2 separate regions of the Homo sapiens genome follow, and region 1 is linked to region 2. The links are chromatin loops, found by intact Hi-C in ENCODE. Cell type or tissue: Caco-2. All regions are shown on one strand. Each heading gives the region's core, and the rest is flanking DNA. Links, peaks and the distances in the headings are about the cores only.

The links. A loop is a pair of places that touch in the nucleus more often than their neighbours do. Peaks named below come from ENCODE experiments on the same cell type or tissue, not always from the same donor. Only the 100,000 strongest peaks of a DNase experiment are listed, where the experiment ranks them.
Region 1: it touches region 2 in a loop (21-fold over the local background); 9 of 110 quality-filtered maps call a loop at or near these places.

What each region holds. Positions count from the first base shown.
Region 1 is chr6:115,544,165-115,547,089 of GRCh38, reverse strand. No RefSeq gene overlaps it. Among named protein-coding and RNA genes, the nearest start is that of LINC02534, 98 kb to the left of the region's middle. In Caco-2, for the core only: a CTCF peak has its summit at 1,538 (motif pointing right); a DNase peak (open chromatin) is centred at 1,549; H3K4me3 peaks cover 199 bases.
Region 2 is chr6:114,749,414-114,752,338 of GRCh38, reverse strand. No RefSeq gene overlaps it. Among named protein-coding and RNA genes, the nearest start is that of LNCPOIR, 210 kb to the right of the region's middle. In Caco-2, for the core only: no CTCF peak of the experiment used is centred there; no DNase peak of the experiment used is centred there.

The DNA.
Region 1 (2,925 bases), core at 123-2,622, 790 kb before region 2:
GTGGTCTTTCTACTTTAGTGTGTTTTTGCAGTGGCTGGTGACGGTTTTTTCTTCCCCTACCCACCCCCCCTCCCCATATTAATGCTTCCTCCATGAGCTCTTCCAAGGCAGGCCTGGTGGTGACAAATTCCCTCAGCATTTGCTTGTCTGAAAAGGATTTTATTTCTTCTTCACCTATGAAGCTTAGTTTGGCTAGATATAAAATTCTGGGATGGAAATTCTTTTCTTTAAGAATGTTGAATATTGGTACCCAATCTCTTCTGGCTGAGAGGTCCACCCAATCTCTTCTGGCTGAGAGGTCAGTTTCTGCTGAGAGGTCCACTGTTAGTCTAATGGGCTTCCCTTTGTAGATGGCCTGGCCTTTTTTTCTGGCTGCCGTTAGTATTTTTTCCTTTATTTTGACCTTGGAGAATCTGATAATTATGTGTCTTGAGGTTGATCTTCTCTTGGAGTATCTTACTGGGGTTCTCTGGATTTCCTGAATTTGAATGTTGGGCTGTCTTGCTAGGTTGGGTAGTTCTTCTGGATGATATTCTGAAGTATGTTTTCCAACTTGGTTTGTTCTCCCTGTCTCTTTCAGGTACCCCAATCAGTCTTAAGTTCAGCCTTTCTACATAATCATAGCTGTCAGAGATTTTATTCATTTCTTTTCATTCTTTTTTCTCTAAACATGTCGGCCTGTCTTATTTCAAAAAGATAGTCTTCAAGCTCTGAAATTCTTTCCTCTGCTTGGTCTATTCAGTTATTGATACTTATAGTTGCATTGTGAAGTTCTCGTGTTGTGTTATTCAGCTCCATCAGGTCATTTATGTTTGTCTCTAAAGTGGTTATTCTGGTTAACAGCTCCTGCAATGTTTTATCATTATTCTTAGCTTCTTTGCATTGGGTTAGAACATGCTTCTTTAGTTCAACAAAGTTCATTATTACCCACCTTCTGAAGCCTACTTCTGTTGATTCATCAATATTAGCCTCTGCCCAGTTCTGTGCCCTTGCTGAAGTGTTGGAATTATTTGGAGGAGAAGAGGCATTCTGACTTTTTGAGTTTCACCATTTTTTTGTTGATTCTTTCTCATCTTTGTGAGTTTATTTAGCTTCGATCTTTGAGGCTGCTAATCTATGGTTGGGGTTTTTGTGGGGACTTTTTGTTGATGTTGTTTTCTGTTTGTTTGTTTTTCTTTTAAAACTCAGGCCCCTCTTCCATAGGGCTGCTGAAGTTTGCTGGGGATTCACTACAGAACTTAGTCACCTGGGACCCTCCTGCACCTGGAGATGTCACCAGTGGAGGCTGCAGAACAGCAAACATGGCTGCCTGCTCCTTCCTCTGGGATCTCTGTCCCGGAGAGGCACCGACCTGATGCCAGCGGGAACTCTCCTGTGTAAGGTGTCTGGCAACCCCTGTTGGGAGGGGTCTCACCCAGTCAGGAGGTACAGGATCCAGGACCTGCTTAATGAAGCACTGTGGCTGCACCTTGGCAGAGGCGGTGCGTTGCACTGGTGGAAAATCCCACTCCTCCGGCCTGCCTGGATTCCTCAGAGCCAGCAGGGGGAGACTAAGTCTGCTGATCTGCGGTGACTGCGGCCACCTCTGCCTCCAGGGGCTCAGTCCCAAGGATATCAGTGGTCTGTCCCTAAATTCCTGGCTGGAGTAGCTGAAATTCCTGCAGGGAGGCCTCGCCCAGTGAAGAGAGATGGGCCAGGGTCCAGCCTAATGAGGTAGTCTGGCCACGATCTGCCACAGCCGCTATGCTGCACTGTGGGAAATTCCTCCTGGGTCAAATCCGTCCAGTCGCCCACAGGGGAAAATAGCGGGCTGGAGCTGCAGTGATGACAGCCACCCTTCACCCACAAGAGCTCAGTCATCTTTAGCAGCAGGCAGCCGCAGTAATGATGGCCACACTTCCCCCCACTTCGGGAACTCGTAATCTTAGGCAATATCCAGCCGAGTGGCAGCTGAGAATCTGTACAGTTCTGTGCTTGAGACCCAATGCCTTGGTGGCATGGGCTCACGAGGGTGATATCCTGATCCGCGACTTGCACAGATCCATGAAAAAGCATGGTTTCCCAGGCAGGACAGCACAATCACTCACTTCCTCCCTTAGCTGGGGGTGGGAGCTCCCTTACCCCATGTGGCTCCCAGGTGGGCAGTTGCACCATCCTGCTTTCCCTCGCTCTCTGTGGGTCATGCCAACTGCCTAGTCAGCCCTAATGAGAGAACCTGGATACTTCCGTTGATGGTGCAGGATACACCCTCCGTTTTTGTTGTTCTTGGTGGGAGCCTCCTGCCGCAGCTGTTTCTAGTTAGCCTTCTTGGAGCCTCCCCGAGCTTAATTTTCTAAATACGTAGGTTTAAATATTAAATTGAACCAATGCTATTCAGGTTAGTACACTTAATCATTGAGGTCTTTTTTTTTATATATTTGATATCTTTTGATAGTTGGAAAAGACAACGTCTTTTAGATGTGCCTAGCTTCTCATTGGGAATTTGTTTAGTCACATGAAATGATTCTTATTGTAGGATAATTTTCTATTAACCATGGGTGCATATTGCGTATTGCAACTCATTCGTTGGAAGAAATCTGAAAGTATGTTTTAACTCTTTTTATATGACAATTGAAAGTTTCTGCAAATTCTCACATTTGGAATTTATTCTCAGAAAATATCTCTATATCAACTTGCAAATATACTTCAATTCTGTTCTATAACCATAATAAAACTTTTCCTAAAGCAACAACAACAAAATTGCAGTTGCTGAAAAAGGAACAGTTTATGAGCAGTGTCTCTATGGAGACAGTATAATGGATTTATAATAACACTTTGAATATTATTTAGCCTCATTTGTGGAATATGTTTTAAATTTTATTTATTAATATTGAATTCAATTAATGTACAGTCCCATTGAAAAGTATAATTTTCTCTAAACACATC
Region 2 (2,925 bases), core at 97-2,596:
AATGTAAAATAATTAGCCATATTATAACATTCATAGGAAATTCTCTTGTAACTCAGATAGTGAGCGAGGTCTGGACTCCTCATCCAGGTGTCTTACCCATCCACCCTTTTCAGATACTTGGCCAATAATAAGACATCTTGGATATTATGGCCTAGGAATGATTGTCATAGCAATAAAACCATAAGTAACCAAGGTTTTACAGAGAAATTTTTAAGAAAACAAGTCATTATAATATTTGGAAGTTTAATTACAGTCTAGGTATATTATAGAAGTGGATGCTTATTTTGTTAACAATATTTTCAAGGTGAAGGAATTATCCTTCAATCTACTTTTTTAAGACACATTGGTCAATCCAAATGGCTATGTTAAGACCAGCATAACATTGTTTTCCTATTGGTTTGTCTGATGGAAAATCTGGCCTCTTAAATAATTTTACATTTAATCAAAAAAACTTGCACCAATCCAAGAAAATGTTTTTACAAAAAGTCTTTATTTATACCTCTTATCTGCATCATAAAAGGTACTACTTTAAAATGGAAAAATCCAATCAAAATCACCATGTCTATCTGATATACCAAAATGAGATCAAGATTTAACTGCACATTTACTAATAATTTTATTAGTTGAGTCAAATTTGGACTTATCCGCTATTAATTTGAAACAAAATATTAGATTGATAATGCTTGCCAGTTCTGTTGTTTTCACTTGCAGCTGCAGTTCACCATGATGCAGTGTTAAGAACAAAGAACACAAACAGTAAACATGCCACATTAAAAGAGATTTGTGATCTACTCACTACATTGTAGAGCTTATTCTGAGACATGTGATGGAATTGTTTGCATGTATCTGTTCTGAACTTCATGTCTTAAGACTGTACACCAGACTCCCCCAAGCTACTAGGTAAAAATACAGAAAAAACTTTGGGGAAGAAATTTGTGCCCTGAGAAACAGAGATTAAGGTAGCCAACTGAAAAGGAGAAAAAAAATGATGTGAGTTTGAAAGTTAGGTGGATGGATATAGAAACCTTATGAAAGAGTGTGATATGCCTAAGCAGGGACGTATCAGCTGAAGTAAACAGTGTTCTAGAGTGTAACAGGGAAAGTCATTTCAAATGTCTTAAGATCTAACTTCTATGAAACTTGCTTCACAGAAGGAATTTGTGGGAAGTTGGAGGAATTACCCAAACTCAAGAGTGCTTGTAAATGAAGTCAAGAATCTGCTCTTAACTAAAGTAGTATACAAAGTGAAAACTGGAACATCATATAAACAATAGGAAGAAATGTCTATGGCTGACTATGTGAGAGTATGAACCACAAATGAGCCGTGATAAAAGGAACTGCTGGTACCTTGCACTTCCAACATTTACATTAAAAAGTTGCACTGGAGGCTGGGCACAGTGGCTCACACCTGTAATCCCAGCACTTTGGGAGGCTGAAGTGGGTGGATTACCTGAGGTCAAGAGATCAAGACCATCCTGGCCAACATGGTGAAACCCCGTCACTACTAAAAATACAAAAATTAGCTGGGCATGATGGCATGTGCCTATAGTCCCAGCTACTCGGGAGGCTGAGGCAGAAGAATTGCTTGAACCCAGGAGGTGGAGATTGCAGTGAGCCGAGATGGCGCCACTGCACTCCAGCCTGTCAACAGAGCGAGACTCCGTCAAAAAAAAAAAAAAAAAAAGTTGCACAAGTCATGAGTGCACATGTAGCCCTGAACCTAAAATTAGAAGTAAAATATTTAAATAAATAAAAAGAAAAATTATCTTTTCTAGTTCTAATGAACAGTGATGCTATGATTCTAAGTGCTTGCCAATAAAGTAGAAGACCTGGAAAAAAAAAAAAAAGTTGCACAGGACTCAAAGCCATTATAGCTCTTCAAATCTTTACTGTTCTTCAAGAAGTATGAAACCAAAAAACATTAATCTAAGGTACATGTATTTAATTTATTTTCTAACTAGCAAAATGATGAGTATTAGAATGTTGGCTTTGAGTATCTGTATAGTCCACATTTTCATCATTGATCAATGAACAATACTGATAAAATTCTTATTTCCCAGAGAAAATACACAACCAATATCCTTGATTGGAAAGAATAAATCTAAATAAAGTCACTGTGGTCTACCATAATTTTCAACCCTCTTGGATACAGTTTTCTCATTAAAAACAAAACATCCCAAAACATGCAACAAAAGTTTAACATTTAAGAAATAATTTTGCTTAGCTGTGAAATAATCACAGTTCTAGCTTTCCCCTTTTCTTGATGTCTCCTCCTTTTCAACTTCTGTAGCCAGCTTCTTACTTATTCTAAATATTTAATAGTCAAGTTTCTCAACATTGGGTAATAGGCCCTCTTCTCACTCTACATTCTATCCTTGATTAGTCTTGTCATTGTCAACTCTCTTGCCTTTAATGACCATTTCATGGCCAATAACTCCCATGTATGCAGTCCAATTACATTGCCTATTTCTTGCATATGCATGTATATAAGAGCAGAGGCCATAATATATGAGTAACTTGGCATCTTGGATGTCAATGTGGATGACTTACAACTATTACAAACTTTTCAACATTCACATATTTAGAAACATGAATTGTTAATCTTTTTCTGCAAAACTTGCTTTTTCCCAGTCTTTGTTTTAACCAAAAAGGGCATGTCTTAGCCTTGTCATTTCCCTCTCCATCATTCTATAGATTCATCAACAAGTCCTCTTGACTCTACTTCGTGTGTGTGTGTGTGTGTGTGTGTGTGTGTGTGTGTGTGTGTGTTATTTTCTTCTCTAGTGTCACCACCACAATTTCATCCACCATTATCTCTTACCAGGATGGCCACAAAGGCCTTCTAATAAGTTTACCTGTATCCCTTCTATTTCCACTCTAATTTTTTTCACACATATGCCAATATAACCTTCTCAAAACATAATG